Regions from separate parts of the Homo sapiens genome. Here region 2 is linked to region 1. The links are chromatin loops, found by intact Hi-C in ENCODE. Cell type or tissue: gastrocnemius medialis. All regions are shown on one strand. Links, peaks and the distances in the headings refer to the core of each region. The heading gives the core; the rest is flanking DNA. Region 1 overlaps ARID5B (AT-rich interaction domain 5B). Region 2 has its middle 18 kb from the start of NRBF2.

Region 1 (5,000 bases), core at 1-5,000:
TCTTGGCACTGAGTAAGAGGAACAGATGGGCAGTCAGAGGGGAAAGATTTTTTTTTTAAACCACAGAGATCTTTCACTGATTAGGCAGAAGAGTCAGTGGCCCACTGGTTAAGGAGGGTAATATGTAGGGCTCTCTGACTAAGTTTTATTGGCCTTAGTGGGAGTCTTGCCACCTACTGCTGGGTCAAGACTAAAGGGGACCCCACTCGCTGTCAATTCTGTCGGACAGTGTTTCCTGTCTGGGGTGGGCTGCAGCACCCTCGTGCTATGTAGTACTTGAGTGTTTTCATTTGCGGAGAGCTCCCTGGTGACTGCCAGCCCAAGTTAGTATGAATACTTCATTTTGAGGCAATGTGTGTGTGTCTGTGTGTGTGTGTGTGTGTGTGTGTCTGTGTGTGTGTCTGTTAGAGATAAGTTGCTTAAAGCAGGGGCTCTGGATAAAGTCCAGTTGCCTGTGTTGAAATCCTTCTGCTGCCAGTAACCATTTGTATGGTCTGAGACAAGTAATTTCATCTCTGTCTCAGTTTCCTGGTCTGTAAGATGGGGATAAGGATCATGCCTTCCTCTTTGGCTTGCTGTGAGTTTTAGTGGAATTATTGTATGCAAAGCACTCAGAAGAGTGACTTGTACAGAGAAAGTGCTCAGAAATGGTTAGCTACTATTATTATTCACTTAGCTACTCTTATTATTCATGTATAATACTGAAAACATTCATGCAAAGAGCATTTACTGAACTCTGTGATAAGCCAGGCCAGTGAATCATATACACACGTAAAAGTAACAGTACGTCTATTGCTTTGCACTGTTTTTTTTCTAATAAAACTGACTGAAGCCAGATATGCTATCAGTAAGGGTACTGCTCTCTCCCTAGCAGAGCTTTTTCTTGGTAGAGATCAGTCTCACCTAAAGAACAAGAGCTGGTCTAATTCTGGAGTCTTAGGATTTAGGTTCTGTCAGTAAGTACATAGCACTGAGCTTTCAAGGAGAGGGCAGGTGTAGGTCCTTGCAGGGTGGCTGGAAGGAGGTGGGGCTGTCTCTTACATGAGTGAATTAAAGTCCGCAGACCCATCCCACTCCTGCCCACCAGCACACCATAATGCACCTGTTTTCACTCACTGACCTAGCAAATGACAGATTATGACTCTAGAGGGACAAAGATGTGGCCTGGGGACCAGAATTTTTGCTGTCCCCAAAGCCAGTCCTTCAATACCAAAACTTTACCTGGAGTCTTCTGAATCCAAAAGGTCTCTGATTCGATTGCAGAGGCACCTACCCAGTCCTTTGTGTTCCATTCCCCCCACCCCGTACTTTGAATATTTGTGCTCTTCAGGGTGTTTGTGCATTGCATGTGGGGACTAGATTATAGCCTTACTGAGATACCAAAGGCCTTTGGTTTCCTGTCTCCATTCCCAGTGCAAACTCAAGTCACCAGTTTATGTTTCCAGAGCATAAGCATAAGTAGTAAAGGTGAATGCAGTTTTACAAGTGCCCAGTGTGACAAGTATACCACGTGTGAGGTTGGCGGGACCAGTCTATGAGGACAGGAAAGAACAGTATGTGGGCATCTTTATTTCCATTAGTCACTTTTTCATTCAACAAATACATGTTATGCAATGCAGCCTTTTGGGTGTTGTGCTGGGCAGATAAAAGACACATCCCACAGGGTCTTGCCCTTAAGGATTCTCCAGTCTGGTATAATAATATGCCAAAAACCACAGCTAAAGTACAAGGAGTACAGTGATATGTTCCATAAGAGAAGGAGGGAAAAAAAGTTCAGAGGGGAGAGTAGGAGAGGAATTTGATTTTGAGTCCTGAATGACTGGTAGGATTTGCCTAACCATACCTGAAATACGCAAGTACTTGCCTTACTAAGAACAAAGGGCTTTTTCTCTTGATCAAATCCCATTTAGAGTTTACGTTTGTGTGACCAGAATATTAGGTGCTAGTCTGTTCTAAATTTGTAATTCTCAGAATCTGCTGGGGGAGTACATGTGCTTCTCTGGGTTCTGAAAACAGCTCAAAGAATGGAGAAAATAAACCCAGTTTGGGGATGACTTCTTGTCAGTTCCCGGAACCTTTGCCTTTATTTAAAAACAGCATGTTCGATGCAAGTTCTGTCGAAAAGGCCTTTGGGATTTGAAAGCTTTTCTAGAAATAAATGCCTTTTAGGTCTAAGTGCTTTTCACCAAAATGCTAGGAAGGGAAGATCATAGTAACAAGTCTTAGAACAGAGGGGATATTGTTTTGTTTGTTTTAATGAAATGCCTGCGACCTGCTACCCCAAGTTTTGTTTGTCAGCTTTCTGCTCAGCTGTTATTTTGATAAGGGACTTGAAAGTACATCCTTCCCTCGCGGTCATTAAAGTCTTAGCACTTGGGTCAGTTGTGGAAACACTTCTGTGCTACACAAAGTCTTCTAAACAAAACAAATAGTCCATGCCCTGGCTCCAGGCTGCGGACCGTGTCAAATTCATGGAACGTGGCATCGTGCTCTGACAAGGAGAGCAAGAGGTCAGGATCCACAAAACAGGCCGGATGAAATCACCATCTCCGTGCGGGGAGGTGGAGAGAGCAGAGCCCTCCCTGCCAGTCTGGCAACTCCAGCAAAGTCCTCAGGCTCATCCCACACACTCGGTGCTAGTCACTGCTGTGTGTTTACATGAGTAATGGAGCTGCCGGGGGAGGGGAGTTGTAAGCAGAGCGCTGAGCCTCGCAGCTCGCATTCGGAGGGAAGCTGACATCCACACCAAGTCGAGACTTCCAGGGATGTGGCCGGGGAGCAGTCACATGCTGTAGCTTTCATGAGCACAGGCATCAGTCAGGCAGATGTTTGTCGACTGGAATGGGTAATCGCTACTTTCTCTTTGCTTGATTTTTGTTTGTGAGCTTGTTTACCTTTGGTAATTCCAGGCTGGCTTTCTGGGATGGACTTTCAGACCAGCGTTTAGGGGAATGAGAGGAGAGAGCGGGTGTGGGAAGGGGATCCTAAGCCCTAAAGCCTCTTTTTAAACTTTTGCCTCTCTGATTTTAAAGGCAGTTCTGCTTTACTGAGCTTCCACCAACAGTAAAACTGTTATCCGGAGGAGAAAATCAAATTAGTAGGATTAATTGTGTTTGTAAAATGAGTACAGTGTAAAAATGTCCTAAAACCACTGGTTAACTGCCTAAGTAAGATTAACAACAATCAAGAAGGTTCATGTTGTTTAGATTTGACATTGTCATAATCACTCCTTAAGTAATAAAAAGTGTGGGTGCCTTGAAAGGTCTGAAGGAAATTGTTTAGGGTATAATTCATTAGCTTGGAGTCATTCTAGGGGTGGTTGGTTAGTTGGTTGTTTTTAATTTTGCTTGACTTGGGTGACTGATGAAGTTAAATGTGAAAGCTGATGCCGGATAGTCATAGCTCTCAATAAACAGCAGCCTTTTCCCCCTACTTTCTGTGTAGATCTTAAAAGGAACAAGCTCAGCATCAAGGATGAAATAGAACTTTGATTTGTATCTTGTCTTTTCAAAAGTGTAACCCCCATGGAATCAGGCTAACCCCAGTGTAATCTTTGGATGTTATATTAAATAAGCCTTAAGATCTTCATAAAAATATATTGAAAAGGAAAAGACAGCATGCTGATTTAAATGTATCTGTCAGATTTGTTGAGATTTGAAACTTGCTGGTTGCAGTATTGTTAGTAAATATATGTAATAATGTTTTCCAGCTTGCTGTTGTGAATGCCCCTCTCTCTATAGCTATCTCTCTACTTATCTGTATGGTAATTTGAGAGAATGCCCTTGTCTCTGAATATTTTGTAAAAGAGATGTTTTCAAACATTTCATTACTATGATACCATAAGGGCAGGCATGTCACTTAGGTTTCGGAAAGCAAGATACAAAACAAAAACCAAAGATTGAGCTCAAAGCCTGGCTCAGTTTTTCAGCACCAAATGCTTCTTGTCTAACAACGTGGAAGGACATTTTTCTTATCATGATCCTTTAGAGCTAAGAGCTTCGTGTTACTTCTATTAATTAGACATGTTAAAGCTAAATAGATTAGCTTTGGGAAACGTGTACAGAAATGTATACTCTACCAATATGCAAGCCTTCAGAGAGAGAAGCATGTAATAATGAGGGCTGCCTGCCACAGATCTGTACATTTCTCTGAACAATTAGAAGGGATCACTGTAGTGAGATTCTGGGTCTTTAATAAAGAAACCCATGCAAGTGAAAATGTATATCAATTGTTTTCCATTTGTTTTCAGCGCCAAATCTTAAAGGCAGACCACGCAAAAAGAAACCATGCCCACAAAGAAGAGATTCATTCAGTGGTGTTAAGGATTCCAACAACAATTCCGATGGCAAAGCCGTTGCCAAGGTACGGTCATTCACTCCACGGTATTCATTTCGTTGCATCTTTTTATTTTTGCTTTTTCTCTTTATCTCTCTGTGCCTGTGTCTTGGAGGCAGTTTTCAATTCAGCATCTGACTTTGGTATTCAGAGCTTTTGAAGCTCTATGCTGTGCCTGTTCCTGCCACCTCCCTTCCCCTGGTTGCCGTGGGCTGGGGGAGGTAGGCATTTTGATTAGTCAACAGAAAGACTTCCTACCTCCCAGTTTGGCCTGTTATGAGTAAAGGACAGATGATTAAGCACCCACGTCATTGAGGCTGAGATTTCATAGTGGGTGACACAATGACATAGTTTACTCTGCTTGTGTCAAAAATAGACCAGCTGAACCGTCCTCTTTCTGAATGTGTTCATCTAAATGTGTTTTGGAGATTAACAGAGGATGAAATTAGAAATAGCTAGAATTAATCTTTTTAGTTATGTATTTTTCAAAGTCACTTCTAATTTACATTAGACTAAAATTAAAGATACATAGCAAAATATTTAGATGTATACATATGCCCACAAGCATTTATATACTTTTAAAGATCTCTGTTAACATAGAATGAAAGTAAATTCTACGCTGTTGTTCAAGACCCAGGTCAATTTTTTACCTAAGCATTCTTTGG
Region 2 (7,883 bases), core at 1,298-6,297, 1.1 Mb after region 1:
CTCACAATCAAACACATTGATAAATCTTTAATGAATCATGTGAATATTCATAAGTGGGTTAAAGAAGGACCAAAAATAGTCTTGTGACAGTTCAGGATGAGTGTGCCATTAAATGAGTGTATAAAAATTTCACCAGCCTGAGCATCACAGTGAGACTCTATCTCTATAAAAAGTTTAAAAATTAGCTGGGGGTGGTGGTGCATGCCTATAGTCCCAGCTACTCGGGAGACTGAGGTGGGGGGATCACTTGAGCCTGTGAGGTGGAGGCTGCAGTGAGCCATGATTGTGCCACTGTACACCAGCCTGGGCAACAGAGCAAGACCCTGTCTCAAAAAAAATAGAAAAAAACAAAAAGAAAAAGAAAAAAAAACAGGCCAGGTGCGGTGGCTCATACCTGTAATCCCAACACTTTGGGAGGCCAAGGAAGTTATCACTTGAGATCAGGAGTTTGAGACCAGCGGGGCCAACATGGTGAAACCCTGTCTGTACTAAAAATACAAAAGTTAGCTGGACATGGTGGCACAGGGACCTCTAGTCCCAGCTACTTGGTTGGCTAAACACGAGAATTGCTTGAACTTGGGAGGTGAAGATTGCAGTGAGCCCAGATCGCACCACTGCACTCCAGCTTTGTTCTGTCTCAAAAAAAAAACAAAAACAAAACAAAACAAAACAAAAACCTTGAGAGCAAGGTTCTGTCTCAAAAAAAAAAAGAATTTAGTTTTCAGGGTATATTGGATTTTGAAATTATGGATAAATGATAAATGAGTACCTTCTAAGATAATACTGTATGATAGAAGTCAAAAAAATAGAGTTTCAAGAAAAAAGTGGTGTTAAATATTACTGTGAGATGAAGGACAAGAATTGAAGAAAAGTCATTAAACTTGATGATCAAGAGCTTAGTAGAGATATCTTCAGAAGCACCTTGTTTAACTGCATAAAGTAATGGGAACAGAAGTCAGCTCTTAAGGGGTTAAAGAGTAAGACAATCTTCATATCCAGTAAAATTGTTAAAATTAAAAAGACAAAGAATACAAACTATTGACAACCTTTTAAAGCAAGTGGCATTTTAATTCACTGCTGGTGGTAGTGTATTTTGAAAAACTGTTTGGCGATCTCTGCTAAAGCCAAACATATGCATAATCCTTGATGCAGCAATTCTAGCCTATATAAGTGTTTAGCTAAATGCATGCACATGAACTCAGGAAAACATGTACAGGAATGTTCACATCAGCTTTGTTTTGGAGTAGTGGTGGATATTCATTACATTGTAAATCAAATTAACTACAAACAAAAGGTACCATGCATGAACCACTGATGACAATTGGTCATGAACCAAGGATTATAATTTATTCAAATCTGTGCGGTAAGGTTCATAAGAAAAGGGGAAGAATGTAAGTCATTAATGAGAAGGCACCTATCCAAAAAGGGATTAAGCCAGGTGCAGTGGCTCACACCTGTAACCCCAGCACTTTGGGAGGCCAAGGCAGGCAGATTACTTGAGGCCAGGAGTTTGAGACCAGCCTGGCCAACATGGTGAAACCCCTTCTCTACTAAAAATCCAAAAATTAGCCAGGCATGGTGGCACGCACCTGTAATCCCAGCTACTAGGGAGGCTGAGGCAGGAGAATCGCTTGAACCTGGGAGATGGAGGTTGCAGTGAGCTGAGATCTCGCCACTGCACTACAGCCTGGGTGACAGAGCGAGATTCTGTCCCAAAAAAACAACAAAAAAAAAGGATTAATTATTTATACGTTTACAAAGTAAACATCCTGTTAAAGCCAGCCAAGAATATTTGCTCCATGATGATGGAAGAAGTCTAGAGGTTTCTGCAAATTATTTCAATATTGTGACCAAAACTTTTCCAATTGGTCCATTTCTCTCTCTTCTTTTTTTTTTTTTTTTTTTTTTTTTTTTGAGACAGAGTCTCGCTCTCTCGCTCCGTCACCCAAGCTGGAGTGCAGTGGCACGATCTCGGCTCACTGCAAGCTCTGCCTCCCAGGTTCACGCCATTCTTCTGCCTCAGCCTCCTGAGTAGCTGGGACTACAGGCACCCGCCACCACGCCCGGCTAATTTTTTTTGTATTTTTTTAGTAGAGACAGGGTTTCACTGTGTTAGCCAGGATGGTCTCGATCTCCTGACCTCGTGATCCTCCTGCCTTGGCCTCCCAAAGTGCTGGGATTACAGGCATGAGCCACCGCGCCCGGCTCCAATTGGTCCATTTCTCTAATTACTTTGCTCCCTTCCCCAAAACCCTGAACTGGAAAAAAATGAAAAAAAAAAGCCTGTGATATATATGGCAATCATGCTGGGAAAGTCAGAGCCCTGCAGATTTTAGAAATGACAAGGGAGAACTCAGTGTAGAATAACCTGTGTCTAGCCAAAGCTGAAGCCTGGCCAGGCTCCATGTATGTTGTGAAAATTCTTTGGCCACAGTCCTGATGTCCTAACATCTGAGGTTGCATCATTCTTCCCGTAGTTGCTTCTGGACTGAGTGTCAACAGCGTATGATGAAAACATGTCAGGGTAGAGGTAAAAGGTATTTGTCATATTTTCTTTTTCTTCCTTCCTTCCTTCCACAGAAGAGTGGAGAAAATATTTTAAAAGACCACCACAGAAATAAAGAATACAGTGAAAATGAAAGGTAGAAAATTCAATTCATGGTAAAATTCTTATTTTTCCTGTGCTGTTTGGCTTGACCCTTCCCTTTCCTGAAGCCCTCATATGGCTTCCCAAGATGTCAAACACATATCTTCTGTGCTAGTATCATTTAGGAGGGACAGCAGCAGGCAGCATGGAACACAGGAGAAACAAAATAGATTAACAGTGGATTGAAGAATCTTGGCAACTGTGGAAAATACTTTTAAAAGGAGGCTGGAGGCAAATTTCTCTTAGAAAATTTAATAGCAGAGGCCTGGCACGGTAGCTCACACCTGTAATCCCAGCACTTTGGAAGGTCGAGGAAGGCAGATCACTTGAGGTCAGGAGTTTGAGACCAGCCTGGCCAACATGGTGAAACTCCACCTCTTCTAAAAATCCAAAAATTAGATGGGCATGGTGGCAGGCACCTGTAATCCCAGCTACTCAGGGGGCTGAGGCAGGAGAATCGCTTGAACCTGGGAGGCAGAAGTTGCAGTGGGCCGAGATCACACCATTGCACTCCGGCCAGGGGGACAGAGAGAGGCTCTGTCTCAAAAAAATAAAAAGAAAAGGAAAGAAAACTTAAGAGCAGTTGCTGAATTTATGCCTTATGATTTAGATCATTTCTAAGTGTCCTCTCACTGACCTTTACTTAAGGCCATGATACTCTACCATCTTCTAATATCTCATGATTCCCTTGATCCCTTCCCAGTATGTGACCACTCTATTTGAAATAAAGTCCAGATTGACTAGCATTTTCCGTCAAAGGGTCAGAGGAAGAGGTGGAACTGGAAGTTTGAGGTCTGTATAATTGGGGGTAGTGAATACAGTGGATGGAAAGGATTTGATTAGGATGTCTTAGTGTCCTGAAGTGCCTGGAAAGAAAATGTAGGTAAAAGGGATTTCCCTTGTGTCCAACCCAGCATAGATCAACAGGTAAGTTATATATATATATATATATATATATAAATTCGCCAGGCTGGAGTGTGGTGGCACTATCTTGGCTCACTGCAATCTCTGCCACCCGGGTTCAAGCGATTCTCCTGCCTCAGCCTCCTGAGAAGCTGGGACTACAGGCACGTGCCATCACGCCCAGCTAATTTTTGTATTTTTAGTAGAGACAGGGTTTCACCATGTTGGCCAGGATGGTCTTGATCTCTTGACCTTGTGATCCACCTGCCTTGGCCTCCCAAGTGCTGGGATTACAGGTGTGAGCCACAGCACCCAGCTGAAGTTATATTTTATAGATAGAAAAAAGGCAGCACTACTGGTGCACCAGAAGCTGAGTGGTCCAAGGACATTAGGATTCTGGAGGGTTCGCTTCAGCTTCCTTTTTTGAGAAACACTAACTTAGTACAAAGTCGATTGAATCATTGCCTTTCTGCATTTATTTGACTGCCGTTTCCCAAATGTCAGCTTACTGAATAAAAAACTACCCTGAAATTCTGCTTTCCTTGGACTCTCCTCTATTGAACTTGGTTGAATAGAATGCCTGACTCCTGCCTAACTTGGCTTTGTTCACCCTGGCTCAGGCTGAAGCAACTGGACAAGTTGGCTCAGAGTCCGAGGAGTTAGAGCCTGCTGACCTCACAGCTACCCTCCCCCTTCTCACATGGCCAGTTCCTGCCCAGTCTAGTTTGTGAATAGTTCTTGGAAAATACCCTGGAGGAGAATAGAGTCACTAACAATAGCGACTCTCTTTTTAGCCTGAACCTCTTAGTACTCAGGACTGTGAACCTAGGAAAACCAAAAATAACAAATGTAATTGCAGTGGGTTACCCTCTATTTCTATTATTACCAACATCCAGTCATTCTGGTAGATATTTAGCTGCTTGTCGTGGAAAAATAACTGGGTTTATAACCAGACAGAGCTAGATTCAAGACCTAGCTCAGCCATTTATTAATTTTATGACATTGGACAAGTCCCTAATTTGAGCCCGTTAGAATTGAAAGAGGGAATGTACATGTAAGTGCTTGGAAACGTGCAAAGTATTATACAGTACAAAGTCAAACCATTAATATTGGGAAATAGGGATAATTTGAAAGTTTCAGGAAACAGAATAATTTAATTGTTCAAAAAACACTTGAATCAGCCCGAAGCAAAATGGGGCTTACTAGTCAACACCAGTCTTAAAAATAAACAACTAAACTATACTGTAGTTAGTTTCTGTTTAAAGTTAAAGGCAGTCTTCCCTTTTGTTCATGATGAAGTTGGAAATGGGGAAGGACTTATCAGATCCTTTCATATCAGGGAATGACGCAGAAGGATGATGGGCCCTCACACCTATTAAGTACAGGAAAGATGGCCATTGCTTACATGCTGGCTCTGCTGGCAAACTGTTTTTTTTTTTTTTTTCTCTGAAGTTAAGCCCTTGTTTTTGCCACTTAGTATTTTTATTTTATATATAATGAAAGGGGTTGGTTCTTCAGACTTGGGCATATTTTTACCCTATATCACTCTTGTGCATATATAAAAAGGGAAACAGGCCAGGCATGGTGACTCATACCTGTAATCCCAGCACATTGGGAGGCCGAGATGGGCAGATTGCTTGAGCTCAGGAGTTCAAGACCAGCCTAGGCAACATGGCAAAAACCCATCTTTACCAAAAAAGATACAAAAATTAGCCAGGAATGATAGCACAAGCCTGTAGTCCCAGCTACTTGGAGGCTGAGATGGGAGGATCACTTGAGCCCAGGTGGTCGCGTTATCAGTGAGCCAACATTGTGCCATAGCATTCCAGCCTGGGTGACAGAGTGAGACCCTTTTTAAAAAAACAAAACAAAAAAAAAAAGCCCTGGTGCGGTGGCTCACGCCTGTAATCCCAGCACTTTGGGAGGCCAAGGCAGGTGGATCATGAGGTCAAGAGATCGAGACCATCCTGGATAACATGGTGAAACCCCGTCTCTACTAAAAATACAAAAAAAAAAAAAAATTAGCCCAGCGCGGTGGAGGGCGCCTGTAGTCCCAGCTACTCAGGAGGCTGAGGCAGAAGAATAGCGTGAACCCAGGAGGTGGAGCTTGCGGTGAGCCGAGATCGCACCACTGCACTCCAGCCTGGGAGACAGAGCAAGACTCCGTCTCAAAAAAAAAAAAAAAGATACTCCCCCAAGTCCAGATCCCTATGGTAGCTTCCTGCTCTAGTTCTTCTTTAACAGGCTCAGTTTCAAAGATTACCATCTACCTCACTGTTCTCATATCCCGATACAATGATCTCTAGCCCCTGGCTACCCTCTGCTGTCTCCAGAGAGCCCCCAGGTTGCTGCCCTCTATTGTCTTAGACATCATGTCCCTCTCTCTACCAGGTAGTGGGGCCACAGTTCTGTCTTGTAGTAGTGTTGGCTTTGCAGTAGCTTAAGAAAGAGCCTATCCTGCTGGATATCTTACTTGCAGAATCTGAACTAGTTTGTAGAGCAGCTTCCCAATTCCAATGGTGAAATGTCCTAGAATCTTTTATGGTGGGATGGTGCCTGAAGCTCTTGTGAGTGGAGAAGCTGTTGCTGGTGCCTCCTGGGCTGCTTCTGCCCTTGTTCTTTTTGTAATTTATTTATTTACTTTTTAGAGACAGTTTCTGGCTCTGTCACCCAGGCTGGAGTGCAGTGGCCCAATTATAGCTCACCGCACCCTCAAACTCCCGGGTTCAAGCAGTCTTCCCATCTTGGCCTCCCAAAATGCTGGAATTGCAGGTGTGAGCCACCATGCTTAGCCCTTTTTAAAATTTCTAATGGTCTCATGGCTAACGACTGGCAGGAAGATAATTTTCAGATTTACTTATCTTCATTTGTCTTGCTGCTATCTTCACATAACCTCCTGTAATGGAGGATTCTCTAATTTAGAGTTCTATGTTCTGTACCTTCCCCTTGCTTCCTATCTTTCCATCTGGACCTCAGCACTGACCTGGGAAACTCTCTCTCATCCCATTCATTTATGCAGCCTTTATTCTGTTATTATTATTATTTTCAGATCCAGACCTACAGATGCAGCCTTTACTCTATAAGATTGAAAGGAGAGATCTCCCTACTGGCCCTTTTGCTGTTTTCACAACACTCCTGCTAGTGATCTCTACTACTGTAGTCACCACACTCGTTCTGCCTTCTGGGGATCCCTTGGCAGCCCCTGGCCACATGCTAGACATGCTCTCCAAGGATATGCATGAAGCACCCGCACAGCTAATTTAACACCCACTGAGGACGCGCTGGTGGTCCTGCTGTGACCATCCTGGCTCCTTTTCCTCCTGGGCCCTTGCTGGCTGCCCCTGACATTGCTGTGCTATCTGTTCTGGACATGTGGACTTGGATGCAGCCAAGCGCCCAGCACTACTCTGGGGCCTGCTGCTGCCCCTGCTACTCCCAACCCTGCTGTTGTCCCTGTTACTGTCTCTGTGGCAGGCCTTGTAGGTTTTGTGACTACAGAAGAATGCTCTTGGGTGGCTTCACTGGGCAGTCTGCAAACATCATATGTGTGGCAGGTGCACTGGACTCCCTCTCCTACTGCATAATGGAGGTTCATCTTTTTCTCCTGCTCAGCAGAGAAGCTCAGAAAGCAGAAAGTGGGACCAGGACAGTCTGCTCCACTCTCTCCCCATAAATGAGCAAACCAAGGACTTATAACCGGACAGGCTTTTGAGGTAACCAATCCAAGCTTCCACCTGATGCAGGAATCCCTCTCTCTAGCAGGCCTGTCAAATGGTCTGGCTAGTTTTGTTTGAACTATTCCAAAATTAGGGAGGGTACTATTATGGCACCCCAATGAACATCCTCACATACCTTTATTTTCTACCTCTGTGCTAGTATTTCTGTAGAGAAGGTTTCTACAATGGGGATTGCTGAGTCAAGGATATGCACATTTTGCATTTTGATACAGGGAACAGATTGTGCCTGGTTGCACACACATATGTTATAGTGATTTATAAGAAAAAAAAATTCAGAGCATAGCAGTCATGGGAAGACAGATTACAATTCACACAAATGAAAGACTTTCTAATAGTAAAAAAAAAAATCCAATATCAAATATACAAATGTTAGAATTTTAAAATATATCCTACCACAGATTGGTCTGCCTTGATTTGAGTAGTTCAAGGAGAGACTGGATTATCATGATGGTAAAGAGATAATTATAATAATTACAATATTGAGTATGAGATTAGAGCAGCTAATATCCAAGGAATGTCTGAAATTAAGCCTTGTGGCACATTCTGGAGAAGCATCAAGAACCTGTCCAATGTGGCAAATACCTCAATACTGGCCC

Evidence for each region. A loop is a pair of places that touch in the nucleus more often than their neighbours do. Peaks named below come from ENCODE experiments on the same cell type or tissue, not always from the same donor. Only the 100,000 strongest peaks of a DNase experiment are listed, where the experiment ranks them.
Region 2: a loop joins it to region 1, with 4 times the contacts of the local background. A loop is called at or near these places in 2 of 110 quality-filtered maps.

What each region holds. Positions count from the first base shown.
Region 1 is chr10:62,046,639-62,051,638 of GRCh38, forward strand. It overlaps ARID5B (AT-rich interaction domain 5B), which reads left to right. Exons shown (of 10, transcript NM_032199.3): 5 at 4,250-4,362. Among named protein-coding and RNA genes, the nearest start is that of ARID5B, 150 kb to the left of the region's middle. RefSeq lists enhancers at 1-110, 901-960, 1,541-1,610, 2,231-2,320, 2,501-2,670 and 2 more. In gastrocnemius medialis, for the core only: no CTCF peak of the experiment used is centred there; DNase peaks (open chromatin) are centred at 433, 1,533, 2,643, 4,613 and 1 weaker place; H3K4me3 peaks cover 3,437 bases; H3K27ac peaks cover 5,000 bases.
Region 2 is chr10:63,111,739-63,119,621 of GRCh38, forward strand. No RefSeq gene overlaps it. Among named protein-coding and RNA genes, the nearest start is that of NRBF2, 18 kb to the right of the region's middle. In gastrocnemius medialis, for the core only: no CTCF peak of the experiment used is centred there; DNase peaks (open chromatin) are centred at 2,423, 3,783 and 4,213; H3K4me3 peaks cover 859 bases; H3K27ac peaks cover 3,458 bases.